Regions from separate parts of the Homo sapiens genome. Here region 1 is linked to region 2. A link is an interaction called in ENCODE POLR2A ChIA-PET data of the cell type or tissue named here. Cell type or tissue: IMR-90. All regions are shown on one strand. Each heading gives the region's core, and the rest is flanking DNA. Links, peaks and the distances in the headings are about the cores only.

What was found. Peaks named below come from ENCODE experiments on the same cell type or tissue, not always from the same donor. Only the 100,000 strongest peaks of a DNase experiment are listed, where the experiment ranks them.
Region 1: POLR2A ChIA-PET joins it to region 2 with 5 read pairs; 3 of 35 experiments call an interaction of 5 or more read pairs at or near these places.

Annotation. Positions count from the first base shown.
Region 1 is chr5:120,324,527-120,336,087 of GRCh38, forward strand. No RefSeq gene overlaps it. Among named protein-coding and RNA genes, the nearest start is that of PRR16, 130 kb to the right of the region's middle. In IMR-90, for the core only: no CTCF peak of the experiment used is centred there; no DNase peak of the experiment used is centred there.
Region 2 is chr5:120,133,198-120,144,758 of GRCh38, forward strand. No RefSeq gene overlaps it. Among named protein-coding and RNA genes, the nearest start is that of PRR16, 330 kb to the right of the region's middle. In IMR-90, for the core only: no CTCF peak of the experiment used is centred there; a DNase peak (open chromatin) is centred at 6,044; H3K27ac peaks cover 1,511 bases.

The sequences.
Region 1 (11,561 bases), core at 5,102-7,601, 190 kb after region 2:
AATATCTTTCCTCAACTGTACAACAGGGATGATAATAAAACAGTACCTAATCTCAGTACCTAGTGTATCGTTAGCTCTCATTAAATGGTAGCTATTCTCATTTATTGGATATAGTACATGCTTCAGTTATTTCTCTAAAGCTCAAAGGGCCTAGTTCTCATGGGATGTATGCCTATTACTTGGAAAATGTATCCATGTATAAACCATAAAATATTGTGTTTTGGAAAAGTACATGAGAAAAGTAAAATTTATACCCAATTGAACTTTAGGAAAATATAATGTTTCATATAGAAAAAATTTAGATCATTTATAATTAGGAGGGCTACTAATTTTAAATTTTATATTTCAAAGCTCATATATTAACCATAAAATATATATCATAGTGTAAGTTAAATGTACCATTCTAAAGCCTCTATTTTAACACATAAAGTTCAATTTTTATTGCTGCCTTTTGATTTATTAAAAAGGTGGTTGCTTTATTTACCCAGTATTGATCTAATATAAACTTCCTAAGCTTCATTCTCTTATCAACCAAAAAGTTCTGACTTATGGAATGTTAAGATAATCCATTAAAAAATAAAAATGCAATGCATGAATGGACAAAAGAAATGTATATATACACAATGGAATACTATTCAGCCATAAAAAATAAAATTCTCTAATTTATAGCAACATGGATGAGCCAGTAGGATATTATGTTAAGTGAGATAAACCAGACACAGAAAGACAAATACCATAGGATCTCACTCATGTGTAATCTAAAATAGTTGATCTCATAAAAGTAGTGTATAAAACAATGGTTACCACAGACTGGGAAGGGAAGGAAAGAGGAGTAAAGCAGAAACGTTGGTTAATGTGTAATACAAAGTTACAGTTGGAAAGGAAGAATAAATTCTGGTGTTTTGTTGCACAGTAGGGTGACCATAGTTAACAATAATGCCTTGTGTGTGTTTGAAGACAGCTAGAAGAGAAGATTTTGAATGTTGCCACCACAAATAAATGATAAATATTTGTGGTGTTGGATATACTAACTGCCCTGATTTGATCATCACACAACATATATGTCTATCAAAACATCACAATGTACCTCATAAATATGTACAATTATTGAGTTAATTAAAAAGAAAAATAATTTTAAAATAAAAAAGCCTGAGATTTGAGCTGCTTACAAATAAATGTTATAACACTACATTTTCATTATCACATTTTGACTCTAATACAAAACTGTCAATTCCACAGCATTTAAGAGCATTTGTTTAATGTCAATAGCAGAATTCACAAAACTGACAATTTGTCTCACTCTCTTGCTCTCTTTATGTTAAATAGATCAAAATCATGACCAAGAGTCTGAGAAAATGTGTTGTTTATATTTAATAGAGTCCAGTACAACTATAATTTATTCTTAGAAAAATTCAAATTCTTCAGAAAATTTGAAATGTCAACTCTAGATCCTAAGATAAAAATTCATACTAACTTTGAATTTGGTTCAAAAATAAAAATATATACCTGTTAGAATTATTCATTAATTGCTTGGAGAGATTTCAAATATTTGACAGTAGGATTAGACAATCCGTCATTTTAGAACTGGTGTAAGTCTTCGCATTTTAGCTAAAATATTCATGGTTTTAGAAAGATTTAGCATTGTCTTAGTTAATATTACCTTCAGAATACATAATTAGCATTGAGTTTAAATATTTATTACAAATGGGATAAGAGTTCAATATCACTCCTTGGTCAAATAATACAAAAATTAATGTATCCATGTCATCACACTGCCAGCTGCTATTGTTTGAGCGTTCCCTCCAAAACTCATGTTGGAAACTTAATTCCTAGTGTGGCAAATTTGGGAAGTAGAACCCTTACAAAGTGAGGTCTAGTGGGAGGTGTTTGGATTAGGGGGCTCTGCTTTCCTGGGCTGCTTGGTATCATTCTTATAGTAGTGGGTTCTCCCTCTCACAAGATTGGATTAGTTTTCGTGGGAATCTATTAGTTCCTATGAGAGTGGGTTGTAATAAAGCAAGGACACTCCTCGTGTTTTGTCTCTTTGCACTTGTCTGCTTCCCGTTTGACCTTCTGGGATGGCAGCAGAAAGACCTTCACCAGAAGCCAAGCAGATGCTGGTGCCATGCTTTTGGACTTTCCAGACACCAGAATCACAAGCTAAACAAACCTCTTTTCTTCACAAATTATTCAGCATCAGGTATTTTGTTATACCAACACAAAACAGACAAGACAAAGACACCACCTACAGAAAACAGTATATAAATGAAATCAAGTCTCACAATGTTCAAGTTAGCTTATAACATCTGGCTTTGATTTATTCATGAAATAAATATTTATAGAGAACCTTCTGTGTGAAGCTTAGAGGAACACTTGATCTTCTCCATTTCTGTTTACTTGAATTTTGTGGACAGAATATTACTGTTAACAGCTGTTCAGAGAAAACAAGATTAAGAGTCAAAATGTTAGAGAATCTTAGATTTGAAAAAGCAACAAGATTTGTTTATGGCAAAATTTCTTGTTCTTTTATAAAATTCTTTAAGAAGGGGATTCAAGGTGTTATAAAATTTCCCTAATATAAATGGCCATGGGCCCCTTACCTCCTATCCTAGTAATATTTATTAATATATTAATCAACATTATAGTGTTGTGAAATTTGTTCCTGAAAAGTCATCTTTTCCAATCTACTTTTCTCGTGGAGTGGGTGACTGCAGACCATTAAATTTAAGTTTTTCTCAAGGACAGTATTAGATTTATTTTGGAATTGAACATAGATTTTTTCCACTTCAAACAGATTTTTTCTACTAAATGTTATTTTTTCCATCCAAGTGCAGTCTTTTTCTAGGATCCTGCCATCTAGAGGATCTTGAAATGAATAACTTGATATTATCTAATTAGATTTAATTTGCTTTTACTGCTTAAATATGTTATATTTTTCTAAACTCTCAAAGAGTTAGATAAATTCCTTTAATAAAAGCTCAACGATCTCCTTATGTAAAAATTCTTTATAAAATGTCATGAATAACTAGTACTAAGTATAATCTATTATATTCATAAGCATATATATACATACGTATATATTTACTTCAGATGGTCAGGAAGTCTTCTGTATTTGTGGATTTGTAGTTTATGGTTTCAAAAATTTATATCAGGGTCTGCTCACCCTTATTCTTTTTCTTATTGTTTTTGTTTTTATTGATATTATGCTCCTCTCTTGCCATAATGTGATAACTTTTGAAGTGTTTATTATTTATTCGTACTATCAATCATGTAACTAAAACTTAATGCTAAGTATATGTAGTTGAGAGGGAGAAATATTTTCATAGTGAGGACAGAACAGTATTTAAAATTACATTATGAGAAAGGCTCCTAAATCGTCTTCTATGTGAACAAAAGTACAGAAAATTAAATAAACAGGAAGTGTCAGTTTCATTAGAATTCCTCTCCTTTGTATGTAAGTCAAAGTTTTGTTTCAATATAATGAAATTACTATGACAAATTCTTTATCATGAAATATAGGTTCATCTTATCTTCTACATTTTTTACCTAACAAATTAAAACTTTTTATTTAAGTGAGTGTGAATTATGAAGTTACCTTGATATTAGTTAGCTTTATTTAATGAGTGGTGGTAAGAAATGAGTTCTTATTAAAATGGAAGAAACTGTGATTCATAAGTAATAAAAGAATGCCTGGAAATTGACAGTTTGAAACAGGAAAGTATGTAATGATCCAGTCTAGATTATTTTAATTGGCTAGACCTTTGTTACTCTAGTCAATCCCAATAAAGAGTTGATAAGTTACAACAATATGAAACTCTATACAATATCCACATCATCACAGGGGGATTGAGGTTTGGTGGAATCAGAAGCTTATACAATTTGGAGGAGTAATTTTTAATAAAATCTTAAAAATACAATAGTTCAAAATTGCTAGACATTTCTTACCAGTTGCCTATTCCAGTGAGAGGTCTTGCAGTTTAAGTTTCAACAGGTTTATAATAAATAAGCCTTTCTATATTATTCAGATGTTAAGAATATCTGCTGAAAAGGTATCACAATCAAGGACAAGAGAGCTTTGCCATTTCTGAGATGAATCGTTCTGGATTTTGATTTCATTACAACATAGGCAAGTGTGCATTACATAAAATTATCTTTAAGATTTCTTTTGATTGAAGAATTTCTATTTTTAAGTGGAAAATTTATTACTTCTGGAGCAAGGCATTCTCCAGGCTAATGTGGAAAAGCGAGTGAATCTTGTTAATTTATTTTGGTACCCTAATTTACATGATTATTTCCTGCCCTCTAAGTTATATTTGTTTTCACAGAGCAAAATACATGTTTACTGTTCTCAGAGGCTTCAACTGGTTAAAATATGTTGTTCTTGTTTTACAGTAATAGTCATTATATTTTCTAAGTCAGGGTCCTGAGTACTAACTAGCTCCAGATCACTAGGGGGAGGTGGGGATCTCATAGCAGAGAAGAGAAAAAAGGAAGAATAGGAACCCATTCCCATTATCTGCCTTCTCTTCAGCAAATCTTAGAATTGCAAGCTTGACCTACTAACTGAGACATTAATATCATATCTTTGAAAGTTGAAATGATAAGTTCTTATCATTTAGCTTCCACTTATAAGTGAGAACATGCAGTATTTGGTTTAGTTTGCTAAGGATAATGGCCTCCAGCTCCATCCATATTCTTGCAAAAGACACGATCTTGTTCTTTTTTATGGCTACATAGTATTCCATGGTGTATATGTACCACAATTTCTTTATCCAGTCTGTCACCGATGGACATTTAGGTTGATTCTATGTCTTTGCTATTGTGAATAATGGTGTAATGAACATTCATGTGCATGTATCTTCATGGTAGAATGATTTATATTCTTCTGGGTATATACCCAGTAATGAGTTTGATGAGTCCAATGGTAGTTCTGCTTTTAGCTGTTTGAGAAATCACCATACTGCTTTCCACAATGCAGATGCTAGGGTCTACTTGAGGAGGGAGTTGGGAGAAGGGAGAGGAGCAGAAAAGATAACTATTGGGTACTGGACTTAATACCTGGGTGATGAAATAATATGTACAACAAACCCCCATGAGACATGTCTACCTGTGTAATAAAGCTTCACAAGTACCCCCAAGCCTAAAACAAAAGTTAAGTAAGAAAGAAAGCTGAAACGATAATTAAGTTGTGTGGGTAAGCAGAGTTTTGTTTTTTTTAGCACCAGATCAGTTAATATAGAATTGATATGAATATCATTGACATGTGAACATCGTTACAGGACTATTTTCCCACAATCGATAAAAAGAGAGAGTCTCTTTCCTTTCATTTTCTATTTATATATGAAAATATATAGAGAAAAATTATTCAGAGATGGAACAAAATTTTATCTTTGTGTGCTGCCTATTTGTAATCATTGTAAACAACTTAAAAACTGTAAGACTTTTTATTTTTGAAAGTCTTCATTGAAAATAGTATGCTAATCATAATAGATTAGGAGTTCAATGGAGAGAAAAAGTGTGTGTGTTCTTAAAACCTACACAAGTGATTAATATCAAGTAGCCATATTAATTAAATTTTTATTGAAAAAAATGATTTCAAATTTACAGAGCATTATCACTGCTCAAAATGTATATTGGCAGCAGTAAGCCTATGTTTTCTTCTGTGATTAAAATACAAAATAAAATAAATGTGATAACATTAACCATGGCTTATATGTAAAAAGGGAACTATTATTCATACTTCTACCACCTATTTCAGCCCTAACCATTAACATTTATGCTTCAATTAATTTGTCAAAAGTGGGTCACCCCATATATATATGCATTTGTGTGTCCAAAATTTTATATACTACATGTAAATGTAGATCTTTTAAAAGTTTCCTAAAATAGGAAAAAGAAGAAATAAAATATCGTTAATCTCCAGCAGCTCTCCATTTTGTGAACAGAAGAGTTAATATATAGGATTAGCAATAGCCAAACACTGTCTTTTATATACACAAGTATATAAAGCAAAGTACTCTTAAAGAAAAATCAAGCATTGCACTGAAATAGCCTTCCAGTTTTACTACAATGCATTTTTTTTTTTGTGGGATAGATTGGACTATTTCACATAGATTAAATTTGACAGGATACCAGACTACTGCCATGTTTTTACTTTTAATTCAGTACCCTTTTTGATAAATGTGAGGCAGAAAATATATATTTTTAGGTTTTTTTCTGATGGGGAAAGCCAATTGAATAATATTTCAAAACTCTGCCATGACTGTGTATCTGGCTTACATTATTTTATAGATAGCTGGAGGGTATTTTAGCCTTGACATTTCACTTGTCCTGAAAATAGTGATGATACATGGACCAGCACTACATAGAGATCCCATTTTTCTTTCCGAAAGTGCAGTGTGATTAGCCTTTTTATCCTCCCAAGACTGCTACCCAGGGAGGCTTTCATGTCAAAGCCAAAGCAGGTTTGATGAAGCAGCATCTCAAGATACTATGGTTTAAATTCAGGGCAGCAGTTGGGAATGGATTGTTTACTGGTCTTATTGTTCACTCAGATTTGTCCTTGTCTCATATAGGGATTGCAAAGGATATTTTTATTTATTTATTTTTTTTTTGAGATGGAGTCTCGCTCTGTCGCCCAGGCTGGAGTGCAGTGGCGCGATCTCGGCTCACTGCAAGCTCCGCCTCCCGGGTTCACGCCATTCTCCTGCCTCAGCCTCCCAAGTAGCTGGGACTACAGGCGCCCGCCACTACGCCCGGCTAATTTTTTGTATTTTTAGTAGAGACGGGGTTTCACCGTTTTAGCCGGGATGGTCTCGATCTCCTGACCTCGTGATCCGCCCGCCTCTGCCTCCCAGAGTGCTGGGATTACAGGCGTGAGCCACCGCGCCCGGCCTTTTTTTTTTTTTTTTTTTTTTGAGACGGAGTTTTGCTCTTGATTGCCCAGGCTGGAGTGCAGTGGTGCGATCTTGGCTCACTGCAACCTCCCCCTCCGGGGTTCAAGCAATTCTCCTGTCTCGGCCTCCCGAGCAGCTGGGATTATAGGCACCTGCCACCACGCCTGGCTAATTTTTGTATTTTTGATAGTGACAGGGTTTCACCATGTTGGCCAGGCTGGTCTCGAACTCCTGACCTCAAGTGATCTGCCCGCCTTGGCCTCCCAAAGTGCTGGGATTATAGGAATGAGCTGTGGCATCTGGCCAAGAAGGATCTTTTAGCTGAACTCTGCATACTGTTTATGGCCTTTGGAGACAGATGAAATCCAAAGAGGATACATTCGGGGCAAGGGGAATGAAGGGAGCTGGGAAAGACGCAACAGTTTGTTTCTACCCTGGCATCAGGGAAGTTCCCGGGCACATATTCCACTTTGTCAAGGTGAAAATATAGTTATTCCTGCAAACATTGAGAAAGATTTCAAAATAAAACTCTCAGATATGCAAAACTTTAAAAGGACAGAGTCAACCAAATAGGTCTGAGAATAAGCAGAATTAATGTCACTTAAGACCATTTCCCTCTGAATAACGGTGAGAGCACTTGGTGGAGAAGTCTAGGTATAACTGACTCTCAGCATTTGTATCCAAATATCATTATTGATTTATAACTTTCCCTGGGCTATCTGAGTCCTACAGTCTGCCTATGTTAGTAATCCCTGCCTAAACTGGCACAGCTCACTCTGGCCCATGGCAGCATGGCACATTCACCTTTGGGGCCCAATCTGTTCTGAAGATAACAGAAGGTACCCCACTACACTTCAACAGATTACTCAAAGGGATTCTATCCCCGTGAGCTTCTTCACATCAAAAAATGAGATAATGGCAATTCATCTAACAGGAACACAATTCTTTGGACCTGCAGGCAGCAAAATAATCACAAAAATCAATGAGAAGGAAGCTAAGAATCCACTGGACCCAATAGGTAAAACAGAAGAAGTCTCATTATGTTCATGAAACATTAATTTGTATCTGTTTTTTTCATTTGCGTCATATCTGGAGAAAGGTAAGTAATCCACACATTATGTTAATTTTAATTTTATTTGTTTTTAGATAGGGCTGTGCTCTGTCACCCAGGCTGGAGTGCAGTTGCATGATCATGGGTCACTGCAGCCTCAACTTCCTAGCCTCAAGCAATCCCCCTGCCTCAGCCTCTCAAGTAGCTGAGACCACAGGTACATGTGCCACCACACCCAGCTAATATTTTTCTTTCTTTTATTTTTTGTTGTAAAGATAGGGTCTCACTATGTTACCGAGGCTGATCTTGAACTTCTGGGCTCAAGCAATCCTCCTGCTTTGCTCTCCCCAAGTACTGAGATTGCAGGCATGAGATATCATGCCCAGCCTCTTATTTTTAATTTTTAAAAATCTCATCAAACAGGAGCTGAGATCTGCTTCTATGAAATGGAAGAGTGGTGGTCAAAGAAGCAGTCATTGTACTAAGAAATGGCTTGAAAGGATTTCGCTTTTCTGTCATCTCCATTAACCCTCCCCACCCACCATTAAACGAAACAAATCAAAAACAAAAGCAAACAAATGAAAATCAACCCTCAGTAAATTTTCCATTTAGGTTAAATTTTGCCATGCAGTGTTTTAAAACACACATTTTAGTCTCTCATATAACTCCCTGATACACACACACACACACACACACACACACACACACACACACACACACACCTCTCCTACCAAGAAAAATGGAGGCAGCAGGACTGGAAGAAGAGACAGGACTTCACTTACCTTGGTGGCTACTGCATCCAATCTTCCTGGCTCCTTCTTCCTCCTTTTTATTGTTGGCATTTGTAAATTAAGGCATGCAGAAGACATCTGGTATGATTACCCTAGGATTCCTTGTATTATCACAAAATTCACTTTCAGGTTTCCAAGGGATGATCCAGTTTGCATATTAACCATGCTCATACAAATAAATAGAACACACTGTGAAACAATTTGAGTAATTGCTCAGAATGAACAATATCCTTTACTCAGTAGGTGACGTGTATTGGTTGAAGTTACATAACAAATATTTTAATAAGAGAGTGCTTTTTCCCACCCCACCCTTCATCGCACATAGTTTCTTTCTGCTGCTAACTCCTCTCAGCAGTGGCTAGTTGTAAACTGAAGGCTAAGATGTCTGCAAGAAGCTGAGATTCTTAGCACTGTGGAAGGTAGGCTGTGGGGTGAATGGCAAGATAGATGTAACAAAGTATAGAGAAGCAGGGAGAATTTCTCTGCCCGGCTAGGACATATCATATATTTAATGGAGAAAGCAGTCCACATAAAAAACACGTCTACACATAAGGTGTGATTTAAATGGCTAAGTTTAAATGAAGACAGTCTATGCCTCATATTGATTTTTAAGTTATTCTTTGTCCTGTTAATTGAAATATTATTATTTGGATATATAATTCTCTTATTAACAGCAGCTATGAGAAAAATTTTAGCGTGAGTTGTTCATGTGGTGTGCATATATGAAGGAATTTTTAAATTGTCACTGGTTTTGTCATATTTCAGAAAAAAAGTAGCAAATCGCTCCTTCAAAGAAGAAACTTGACATTATCAAGGATCTTGTTCCCATGGCATCATTGACTTTATCCAATGGCAGCAGCTTAAAATTTCCATAGAAACTGGATCTGACAATGACTGCTAAAAGTGCAGTCCCCCATAGCAATATCAGTTGAATTGAAAAGGAAGCGTAAATTGTCTTATCAAAATCTTTTCCCACACAGTCCATATTCTCACATTGTCCTCTGCTATTTTAGTAAATATTGACTTGCTGCCCAAAGGAGTGGCTTTGTAAGAAGGCTTGAGAGATGTAATAGTAATACCAATGATTTAGGTGGAAAATAAAAAAAAATTATAGTGCTTATTTCATTGGTTAGAGATAAATGTATGTAAATCTTCCAGCAGAGAAGTTTCCAAAAACCTTATTTTTTCCTTCCTTCTTTACTTCTTTTTCTTCATTATTTTTTTCTCCCTTCATTCCTTCTATCCTTCATTCTTTTTTCTTTCCTTTCTTTCTTTTCTTCCTTTCTCCTTGTCTCTCTCTTCCCCCCCTTCCTAGCTTTTTTTCTTTCTATACATCCATCTTTCCTCTCTTCCTTAGATATCTGTTTCCCTTTCCATATTTTAAAAGCATCCAGGATTAAGTCCTGTACTAACTAAAGAACCAACAATTTCTGTATCTTCTTCTTTCATTTCTTAATTTGGTCTAGTTTATACCTATCTAGTAATGAGTAATCTGTGGCTACAAGAAAAATAACAAGTTCAAATCCCTTGTAAGGTAACTGAAAGACCCCTGTGTGCGCACCTATAAAGACACAGTCCTCTGCCATGTTCCTCAACTTTGTACCATTCAACAGAAAACTCCCAGGAAGAACAGCAGCTCAGAATTTTTCTAGTAAGCTCTTTGATAGGAAAGCCAAGATGTCCTTTTCCTCTTTTCATAACGGGCTATTGTTTCTGCCTTTCCTTTAAGGGTGTCAGGCAGGGAGATAAAACTCTGGAGGGAAGACTGGATGCAGGCTTTTCACTAATAACTTGAGTCAGAAATAGGAAAAAAAATAGTTCCTTATTTTATTTCCATCTGCCTGACCTCATTTATTTATTATCCATTCATATAATAGATATTAACTGAGTCCCCACTATTTCCTCACATCTCTACATAATGCCACTTATCTGTTACTTTGCATTCTTGATTAATATCATGCTTCACTTGGATTTCTCTGATAGCCCTTACTTGCTGTCTTTTTCTCATCATCAACCCTTTTCTTCAACCCACCCTACAAATCTGTAGCCAGGTCAAGCTTGCTACAGGGCTGTTTGGATGCTATTATTTCCATTCTCATGAACTTCCAGAATCTTCCCAGTTTTATGGAATAAAATTCAAACCTTTTAGCCTTCAGTTCAGGGTCTTATAATCTGGGTCCAACAATTCTACTTTTGTAATACCTTATACGTAAGGAAGACCAAGCTATGTGTTTGTTCTCCTTGTCCTCTTTTTCTCTTCCTGTCCGCATGCTATGCTCTCTAAGTGCTGATTGACTCACTGATCCTTTTGGCCTTCTTCCTTTACTCAACTGTCAAGCCTCCCTTCATCTTCCCTTTTCTGCTCTCCAGCAGGAATTCACTTCTAGCTCTTCTACAACCCATGGAATTTTATCTCTTCTGTAACCTTTTGCATTTTTAAGTTTATAGTTATGAGTATTTGCATACATCACTTATTTGCCGTTTTAGAATGTATGCTCCTTGAGAGCAGAGCGCACCATTGAATACGCTCTATAGCTCAACAGCATGCTTCATAGTCTTCAACTGAGTAAATGGATGTATGTGCTGCAACGCCACTCTCTATCAGTTTTAGAAAGACATGCTTAATAATAAGCCTATTGCTAATTTCAGCTATAATGGGTGATATTATGGTTCAGTAAGAGCCTTTTGTATCAAGACTTTAAAAATTTTTCTTGCTATTTAGACAGTGGCTGTTCCATCAGTCCCAGCAAGATAAGAACCTCTGGAGAATCATAACCTTCCTTTGGTACACAAACTCTTGTCCATTAGCATCTTACTGCCTGT
Region 2 (11,561 bases), core at 4,986-7,485:
TATTTTATACCATCAGGTCACATTATTTTTCAGTTATTGGACTGATATAATTAGCCATCTATTTGAATAAAGAGAAACTTTGTCCGTATTTTATATTCTCAAAAATATTAAATAAATTTTTTAAAGTTGAAACAAAACAGAATCTATAAATATTATTGTATGGAAAGCCTTTCTACCTGTAACATAAACCTCAGAAACCATAAAGAATAAGATTGACAGAGTTGATCTTATAAATATTTTTAAATTTATATGGTTAAAGACACCATTAACAAAGTTAGAAGGGAAAATTAAAAATATTTAAAACCTAACTGAAAAGAAAAAGGCTTAATACTCTCACTATATAAAAAAGATACAGTAAAACAAAATATGCAAGAAAACCAGCAGCCTAGAAAATAAAATAGGCAAAATGTAATGAACCAACAATTTAGAGAAGAAATGTAATGACTAATAACCATGATAAAAATAAACATTTAAAATGCAAATTTAAACAATAGTTTTTTTTTTATATTTGTCAAATGTGCAAAAAATATTTATTCATTATTAGCATCAGCTTTTGGGAGTAGTTGATTTATAAAATTGAATGCTTTACACATGTGAAATATAGTGATATATATGAGTATGTGCTTACTTGTAAAGATAGTTTGTGATATATGCTTTATTTGTAACAAAGCAATATGTACAATTTCATTGTTTTGATAGAAAACTAACCAGAAATAAATGTGTACATATGTTTATCTTTATGATTAAATACAAAATATACTTATATGGAAATAAGCATATATAAATATGTACAAAAATATATAAGCATATGTATTTTAAGCTTGTAAATAAGATTTTTATACACATATGTATTTTGTGTGTGTGTGTGTGTGTGTGTATATATATATATATAAAATAAGCATATTGGTGCCTTTAAGTGTTATGTTGGAGAAAGAAGGAGGAAACACATTTTTCTTATTGTTATATACATTTAAAACTTTACCACAAAGTGATTTTTCAGTAACTTTTTTGTTGCCCTTTTTAGTGTAGTAAGCATCTCTTTTATAATCACAAATAATAGTAGGTTGGTGCAAAAGTAATTGTACCAACTTAAATATAGTGGTTTCAAATGTTTTGTAAATTGTGAAATTATATTCCTATTATTAATTTCAGTAATTATATCCCTATTCCATATTGTATATTACTCAGAGTTTATTAAAAATCCCCTTACAAGGTTATTATAATAATGAATGCTCATGATAATGGAAAAAATAAAAAGAAATAACCACACTAGAACATCAATACAATTCCTCAATCATAGTATATATATTTTAAAAGATAAAAATAGAGATGTCACATAAAATAATGTGTCCAAAATAATGTTAAAACATATAAACATAATCTTTAACATAGCAAGTATCCACAGCTTCAGTGTTAATCTCTTTATGTATATATAAATTTATATTAGTCACTGATAGGAACTAGAATAATTGCACACATGCAGAAAAAGCTCATGAAGGTAATATCCCAAACAGAATAGTGATTCTTTGTGGAGAGGAAGAGGGACTGGAATAAGTGGTCAAGGGCTTACTTGTCTTAACTATGATTGTGTTTAATAATAAAAGTGATTGCGAAAATTTTAACAGTTTAAAGAGGGAGATAGAAATATTTTATATTTGATTCTGGTAGTGTTCATATGACTGTTTTTGTCAGAGCTCATAGCACTATACACTAAAAAGGGTGAATTTTACTGTGCTTAAATTATAAAACAACTTTAAATAGAAACTGGAAGAATATACAGAATATTGTAAATATATGGTATTTTAAATCATAGGGCTTTAACTGTAAAATTGTTATAAAAACCCTTAAAATCTATTTTCCAAAACATATCCTTTTATCTCATTAAAATAGACCAGATGGCACAAAAACTTAGGGATGTTTATTTATTGAAGGTTCTTTGCCTCAGCATGAGGTAATCTCACATTCAGTCCTATGTGCAATTTATGAGAACTGAATTTCATGAGAATAAAAACATGTTGAGTAATTAACAGATTATAATATTTCAGTTATTGGCTTCTATTTCTATGTAGTCCAACCTACTGTATAAAATAGGGTGCTCATTTTCTTCTACTTTTTTCCCTGGATAGCATAGGCATGGACCTTTAAATTCCCAATCAAGTTTACTTAATATTTTCCCTATACAATAGCTGTAGATGTTGCAGACAAAGACAGGGTGAGCTTCTCAGTTGCTTTGCGAAGAGAAATAAATTGTGATTAGTAAGGTACATAATAAATACATCTTAAAATTTAATATTAGAAGTAATATATTCTTAGCAGATACTCTCATTTTTTTCTTTTTAAATTATACTTTAAGTTCTGGGGTACGTGTGCAGAACGCGCAGGTTTCTTCCATAGGTATACACATGCCGTGATGGTTTGTTGCACCCATCAACCCGTCATCTACCTTAGGTATTTCTCCTAATGCTATCCCTTCCCTAGCCCCCCCACACCCCGACAGACCCTGTTGTGTGATGTTCCCCTCCCTGTCTCCATGTGTTCTCATTGTTCAACTCCCACTTATGAGTGAGAACATGCGGTGTTTGGTTTTCCATTCTGGTGTTAGTTTGCTGAGAATGATGCTTAGTCAAGTATCCTTTGTCCATACGAGAGATCACCAATGGCTCTAGTGGACTGTTGCCCTATAAACTAACTGCATGTGCTTCCTATCTCAAGAAACTGAGTCTGTCAGCCTGGGTTCTTTGGCCAGATTGTTTTTCCAGCACAGGAAGGTGGCCAGAAATGCTGATGAATTAACTTACAAAGTGACCTTCAAAAAATGAAGGACAGGAGTTTGTAGATGAATACTGTAGGTATCTAACCTCTTAAGAGGCAATTCTGAGCTTTGTTTAAGTACATAGTCACTTGAATGATTCCCAAAAGGATTGGCCACAGTTGTCCATCAACTAACTGCTCACTAATGTTTTATATATCCTGTATTATATGTTCTTCCTTTTCTGTTTCATTATCCTCCCTCACCATGCTTCCTGGGATCACTCACCACCCAAACAAAAACAAAAACAAAATTCATTCAGATCCTGTCTCAGGATTTGGTTTTGGGTGAATGTAAACCAAGACAGTGTACATAGAGATTTCCCAGATGCCCTTTATACATAAGAAAGACTTAGATCATAGCAGGGTGATGTTGGATAAAGAGATGCAGAAGCTGGTATTTAGAAGTCAGACCAGCTTGAGTTGAAATGGTACAGTCAAAGGGATGTGGGTGGGAGACCAACTGTGTCTGCAACCAGGAGTGAGAGAAATTATAGCTGAATGATAATAATGAGTGCAAGGCCATGTAGCAATATTGCAATTAAATTGTAGCTGGATCATAGTAACCATTTCTGCTTTAAATAAATTAGAGGTTAAAGCATCTCTCATTGTCAGTCATGTAGCTACACATTTACAACTGACTACTTTATAATTTTCTTCTATTTTTATCACCTGCATTAATGTATTTCTTAGACACTGGTTTCTTTTCCTTGAAATAGATTCCAAACTAGATGAATTGTTTTTCTACTCAGTTTCTGGACCCAAAATAAAAAAGGAATCATAGACTCTTAGAATGGTCAAGGACTTTAGAGGTCAACTATTTCAATACCTATGCATAAATATTCATACAATATGTATAGAAATTTCATTATACCATAACCTGAGATTTGAGACTAGAATATTTGAATCTCCTTTAAAAAAACTATGTTATCAATTTCCTCTGTACTTTTTGTTTCTGTTCCTGATTTTTAAAGCATGTCTAGTATATTCTGGGATATTAATCAAGAGACATAAAAAATGTGCATTAATATATTATGCATGTCTGCCAAGAACATTCAAAGAACTATACATGTACATATAAGTGATATTACTGTCAATTCATAATGAGAATTATTAATTAGACTGTAATTGTAGCTTGCCATTTCTAATCCCTTTATCTGATTGGTTGAGAATGAAGCAGGTTAGTAGAAATGTCATATTTCTTTTAAATCAAATTCAGTATGCTTTGGACATCCATCCCACCTGTCTGCTAGAAAATTCAATTTTAGTCATTGTTACGGCCTCCTTACATAGCTTTAACGCACCAAGCAGGCCCTTTATTCTGTTCTCTCTTATTTATGCTAGTAACTAACAGGACACTCAAAGACCAAGCTTAAAGAAGCCTTGATTTCATACACTTATTTTTTTCTTTCATATACTTGGTGCCTTAGAATATGTGGTGACCAAGAATTCAGATGCTTAGCATACAACTCTCTGTTTTCCTAAAACATCGTGCTAGAAGTCAGAGACATCACATCTGATCACTTCAAATCTGTGCATCACAGATCTCCTGCCTTCTGTCTCCCTAGGTGCTACATGGGAGTGGACTCAGGGTCTTTGCTGCTTCAGTCTCTCCCAGGCTCAGTCTTAGAGTATGCTTGTTTTCACTCATTGTTCTTCTGCCTATCCTTTCTCCAATTGGTAAAATCCCCTCCTGGGTTTCTAAAGAGAAAACGTGGCAGTTACCAGCTTTACCATATACTCAGAGTTGTGTGGTGGTCACACTATGACTATGGTCACACTATGACCACCATTGTCATAGTGTGCCTCCTGATGCAATGCCAAGAATGCGTGGGCTGAGTCTGGTCATGTGGAAACATCAGACAGACATATGTTGAGGGTCATATGTATGAGGGTCTATGAGAGCATGCAGGGCCTATACTCTTTAAGACTGTCCAAGGACAGGAGAAGTAGGAGAGGGCTAACAAGCTTGAAGGAGTCTGATGAGACATGACAGCTATATGCAGTGTATATTCTTGGATGGTTTACTGGACCAAAAAGGTCAAAATGATATTGTTAGGGAACTTGGCAAAGTTTGAGTGGATAGTAGTGAGCTGGATAGTAGTGTTATGCTAATTTACTAAAGGGGAAGGATATATGTTGATATAGTATAGGGGTGTCCTTGCTTTTAGACTACACACTGGAGTATTTAGAGGTGATAGGGCATTCTGTTAGAAAAAGGACTATGTATATAGAAAGAAAGAATGAGAGGGTAATGAAACAAATGTGGTAAAACATTAATAATTGGGCACTCTGTGTAAAGAGAATATGGAAGTCACTTGAACTATACTTGTAATTTTTTTGTAGGTTTGCTGTTATTTCAAAATTAAAAACATAAAATTTCAAAATAATATTTTTTGCCTAAAATTTATCATTGTGTCAGGAAAATATCTTTGAACCACTCAGTTCAAATATAGTACATTGTACTAGAAGACTACAGTAAGTGTATAATTTCATTTTTTTAATGGCAGTGTCTCTCTCTGTGTCACCCAGGCTGGAGTGCAGTGGCATGATCATGGCTTCCTGCAACCTCGACCTCCTGGGCTCAAGGAATCCTCCCACCTCAGCCTCCTACACAGCTGGGATTACAGGTGTGTGCCACCACCAGAAGCTATATATTTTTTTTTTTTTTTGGAAAGTTGGAGTCTCACTGTATTGCCAGGGCTGATCTGTATCTCTTGCCCTCAAGTGATCCTCCTGCCTTGGCCTTCCAAAGTGCTGGGATTATATGTGTTAACCACTGCACCTGGAATAATTTTTGATGCAGATGCAAACCTAATGAAATATAAAAAGATCATTCTGTTACTGCTAAGAATTGAGTGTTTCAAGTAATAGTACTTAGGCTAAATCAGTGTGGTAAGTGATACTACTGGCCATTTTTTGACACTCGGAAAAAAGGCCAGGTGGTTAAAAGGAAAAGCACAAAGCAACAACAAAGCAATAATTCTTATATACTCTTTACTTTCTTTGAAAGCAAAGTGTTTTTAATTTTAAAATTACTTGACTCTCTTTTACTGCTTTCCTCTATGTTTATTTTCTGCACAACCATTTTCTTTTTTTTTTTACAATTTTCTGTATAGGCTTCTATGGGAAAAAGCTCTGTAACTGTAGTGTGTATTTATAGTTGTGAAATAGCTTTTCTTTTTCTTAGTCTTTTTGTTTATTCCCCAAAATGAGTCACTGATATTGCTCAACAGTTCTTGGGAAACAGAGGCCTGTCCCTTGTTAATGTCGTAAGTTGTCTTTTCCTGGAAATCACCAAGTGAGTAAACCAGAAGTCCAACTGGAATTAAATAAACATATCTTTCAAACCGACAGTAATTAGCTAAGATTTTATAAGAATATCATGTATTTTTGGTTCTTTTATAGGAGTTTGTATATATCCTACTGAAGAAAAAACTTCAAACCTTTTTGTCATCTTTGTTAATATACTATTTTAAAAATACAGATTAAATCAAAATGAAAACAGTTTTTCATTTAGTACTTCCAAAACCCATATTTTGTTCAGTGTTATTTTAATGTACTTAGTTCCAGCTGTTCTTTCAAGGTCTACATAATCATGCTTGCAGCACACTTACTTTTTCTAGGGGAAGATGTATCTTTTGGCAATTTACTTAATAGTTAGTCTACAGTTTTTATTGGATCCTACTAGATTGTTCAGGTTCTTTATTAAAGGCATTCTAAATGCTAATACCTGGCATCCTTACCTGTTCCTTTTCCCCATTTTTATATTTTATCTTGCTTACCTGCCGGGTCAGAACCCAGCATTGTGTTGGTTATGAAGTTGCCTATTTAGATCTCAACAGTTTCAGTGTAGTCCAGACTGTCTGTGGCAGCCTAAGAGGAGAACTAGGAAGGAAGAAAGCTTGGAAGGAAATGGCCCTTCACTTTCTCTAGAAGGATCCTGTGGATTGGCCTTCTTCCTTGATTCTTCTCGATCTTGTCACTTTGTAGCATGTCACTTAAAAAGGTATGGGGAGCTCCCACATAGAAAAAAAAGATGCAGTTTTATTGGGAAGGAAACACATATGAGAGGTGGTCTTTTTTACCTAATAAGGTTGTGTGGTGATCATTTGGGGAGGAACTGAGCTGGAAACAAATTGGGATTTGTCTTGAGGCAGATGACATTCTGGAGGCAAGGCCTGTCCTTTCTATCTGAGGCTGTTCATATGCTCCTTTAGAGGACTCCTGCTCAGGGTAGTTACCTCAAATTTGTAGGCTCAGTTACCCTCTTTTCTTTTATTTAAAAATATGAAACACCTCCTTTATAACATATGTGGAATGCATACCTTATTTCTGTAATAGTTTTTCTCTGAAAATTTTGCTTGTCTTTAAAAAGTATCCATATCATCCCCCACCCCCAACTGTTAGTAAGATATGCAACACTGACTCTTGGAGTGAGTGTTAGGGAGGGAGGGGTTTCTCATCAGAGGGAAGGAGATGGCAACTCAGATAATGGTCATGACAAGGGGGTGTGGAGCCCTCATTATGGTGTGTGCTAGGCTGATTTTCTGTAAGTCTTTATGATAACCCACAAGACAAGCATTGTCATCTTTCCTCATAGACTAAGAAATGCGGTCCTGAGAGGTAAAGTCACATGGCAATGATGCACTTGCTCTTTCCTCTACTTGAAATGTCCTTTGGGTTCTCATGGCTGACACTTTTTCATTCATTGTTCAGGTTGCAGTTCAAATGTCACACCTTCTTTGGCTAAACAATTCAACTTCCTCTTCAAACATACAACACTCATTATGACATTATTTCATTTCCTTTATAGGATTTTTCATGTCTTACATTTTTTGTGAGTTCCAGTAGAGAATGAAATTTGTCTGTTCCCTTTACTGTTGTATTCCCAACTTCTAGCGCCATGTATCATATAAATATAATTGGGCAAGTGAATATACCCAGGCTATTCTCGTGTAGAAAGCAGCAGAAGCCCTCTGGGAAGTGTCACAAAACTATTTCAACAGACTTACACTAGTTGCTCTGAAAATTTTTTACTGCATATACATGGGACTCAGATTCTGAGACCACCTTGAACATTTTTTTGGACAATGTTTCCTACCCATAGATAAATCTGAGATGTGTCTGCTTTGCTCTGCAAATGAATTCTTAGCAAAATCCTGTCTGTCTGTTTGAGTTGTTCTTAAGGAACAATGTTTAATCTATTGTGACCTTGTGTAATCTATTAGTACTCTTGCCGATTAGGACATGCACAACATCAAAGGATATTTTTATGGAAGATTATGACCAAAACAAACTGTCTGTGGCCACAAAAGGGGAATTTCTCTTAGAAACATAAACTGATTCAATAAGGGAGGAGCTGACATTTTGATTTCATTACCGTTACACTGAAAATTAATGAATTAATCAAGCACAATACCCTCCACTCTTTTCTATCACTTGTCACATTTTCCCCTGAATGAAGATGGCTGGAACAGAAATGAAGTGTCCCTGTAGATTTTCCCTTATACCCTTTTTTACTATACTTTATAAATACCCAGGATCCCTTTTTTTAACTAACAGGACTTCGAATGAACTCCTGACAGTATCTTGATATGTCCATGTGTTTGGAAAGCTGTTTTTTTCCCCCCTTAGTTTTGGGTATAGCAATGAGTAAAGAGAATAAAACTTGTTCTCTAATATTTCTGACTTTATACCAGCAAACTTTCATATTTCTCTCTCTCTCTCATCGTAAGTTTCCTTGGCATTATTGGTTCACATGTGGCTTTGCTTTAGTGTGAAGTCTGTAAATATATAAACCTCTTTTATTCTGGGGAAACCATCTTTTTATTATGTCTGGATCAACTTTCCAAACACTGTTTTATTAGCCAAGTTACTTCACTGAAATAAAAGTAAAGCTTTGGAGATATGAAAAAGATACCATGTACATTGAGTTGAATGGCACCTGAAAACTGGCTGGGAGAATTTCCTGGTGAATTGGAATATGCACTTGTTAGGTAATAGGACAATACACCATAAGAAATAGAGTGACCTCTGCACAAAATTTGAAACAAAAAAGAATGCAGAAGAATTGTTAAAATGATTCCTTTTTTATTAAAAAATCCTTTGCAATTTTCTTTCCCATAGATATGCTCTGACTTTATAATTAATTAACAAGTTGTTTACTTCATTTTTATATTGGATAAAATTATTTTTCATCTATCAGAAAGTTCTTTCCATAATTTCAAGAGTTCTGGGTGAAGTATTGCTAGTGTGACATACACTCCTGCTTGATTTATTACTGTTTATCATTTTCTTTGATTTTGATATTCAAATAAAAAAAATATTTCAAGTGAAATTTTATATAAAAATGCATGAAGAGCTTTTATAGAATCTAAGTAAAAGCTACTTTCTTCTCATATATTTTGGTAATATTGGATAAAACGACACTATTTCTCCTATTTATAAGTTTTTTAAAAAATTCATCCTGTGTCATTTTCATTAGATTGCTTTCAGATGTCATACTTTTCTCTTTGCCACAGAAGGTTAAAGTTAACTTTCCAGACAGCAGTGGTGAAAATTAAAACTCTGTTTTTACTATCATTATGACTAATAAATTAAAAGATAAAAATGGCATAATTTTTGATTGCCAAAACACTGTATTGACATCTGTCATTCTGGTTACCTGAAATAATTTATGAAAACTACTCTTTGTATATTATAAAGCACTACATATAAAATTAGCCCTTAATTCTTTTTTAAAAATAATTTTAATTAAATTATTATTTGATATACTTTCTTCAAATGAGTTATGTAGAATCTTATAAAATTTTCTTTATTACAGTTTTTAAATTGTGGTCTCTGCTTTTAACACTTTTAGAATTAACATTTTTATTCCATGGATTTTGTTAAGGTTTTGTAAAATTTATTCTTTTAATGAAATTTAAAAATATAGCCTCCTTTCTTTAAGAAATTATAAACAATGATCTGATTTTAAAAAATATATTAATAAAGATAATTTGAAAGGCAGAAAATGTAATCAGGAAGAGAAAAAAATACTGCTAATCAGAGTGACATAATACACATTTATATTAAGAGCATCTTTTTTTTCTCTTAAAAAGTCTTAGCATGCTCAAATGAATAAACAAATAAATTGTGGTGTATTCATACTAGGCTAATAAGAAAATGCTATATTCAACAGCGTGAAGACTCTGAAATGCATTATGCAAATAATGAATCATATAATCATATTATGTGATTTTATTTATATTCCATTCTAAAAAAGGCAGGGAAATAAATAAGATTAGTGGGTGCCAAGGGCTAGCATTATGGGAGGAGATTTGACTATAATGTGGCACAAGAAAACTTTTTAGAGTGATGAAAATACACTATTTTTTTATTTGTATGTGTTTGTCAAAATTCATAGAATTATATACTAAAAAAGTGTTAAATTTATTGTTTGTAAATTATCTTAATGAACCTGACAGTGGTAAAACAAAGTTTGCTTACTTTCATGAAAGTTTCCAGAAGATAAATTTTCTTAATCAACATCCAGTAAAATAAGCTTTCTTTATAATTAAAAAACAGCATATTGAGGAAAATCAGTGTTCTGTTAAATATACAATGTTAACTTTTAAAGTTAAAAATAACAACAGTTGGGAGGGGTGAAGGAATGAGTATTGACTTATGTGAGGACATATTCATCATTTTAATTTTAAAAAATTATAGCATTTCATTGGCTGAGTTTAATTAGCTAGGCTGGAAATCTGTTTGCCCCTTCATGCCTATTTTCCACTATTTTTCTTGTGGCTTTCTGCTAAAGAAGCTGATCTGCATGGCCTGTATTAAGAGGCTCCTTTGCCCTCCAGACAGTGATAATATTGAAGAGAGGGAAGAGAGTGAGGTAAGCGAGCTTCCCCCAGTGAGGTGCATCAGAACAGCTATGTTCCTCAACTAAATGGCACTGCTCCACCAAGCTGCCTTGGTCTATTCAACACTTTCTTTCCAAGTTCTGGTAACTTCTTCCCTTTCCAAAGTTTTTAGGTCTATTGATTTTAGCAGTTGCCTATCTTTTTTCCAGGGTTCAACACTCCCTTTTGTAGTTTCTATAGCTTTGTAGTTAGTCACTTTATTAAATCTTTCTTAAGTTATACTAACTGTGTCATTATTTCCAGCTAAGGTCCTGACTAGTATGCCAGCCCAATTAGCATTATTAGAATGTGAGAAATAAAGAGGATAAAATAAAAGGTGTAAAAAAGAGCATAACAAGTAAAATAGAACTAGACTCTTGAATTAACAAGTGTAACTGATGCTTGTGACATTGGTTTCATAATCAAGGTAGACAACAATTCATTTAGTTATGTGGTGTGCATTTCTCTTTGTCCATGCTTTTTGAAGTAACTACAGGGGAGCAGAGTCCATTTTTTTTTGAGATAAACCAGGAGGCATGCATTGCCATAATCTCAGACTCACAAAACATGAACCCTAAGATATCCTCCTTCTCTTAAACCATGAGGACCTGCCCTGATGACTCAGTCACCTCACACTAGGCCCCTCCTCCAACACTGGGGATCAAAATTCAGCAGGATATTTGGGTAGGGACACAGAGCCAAACCATATCATTCCACCCCTGGTTTCTCTCAAATCTCATGTCCTTCTCACATTGCAAAACACAATCATGCCTTGTGGCACAATCATGTCAACAGTTCCTTAAAGTCTTAAGTCATTCCAGCATTAACTCAAAAGTCCAAGTCCAAAGTCTCATCTGAGAC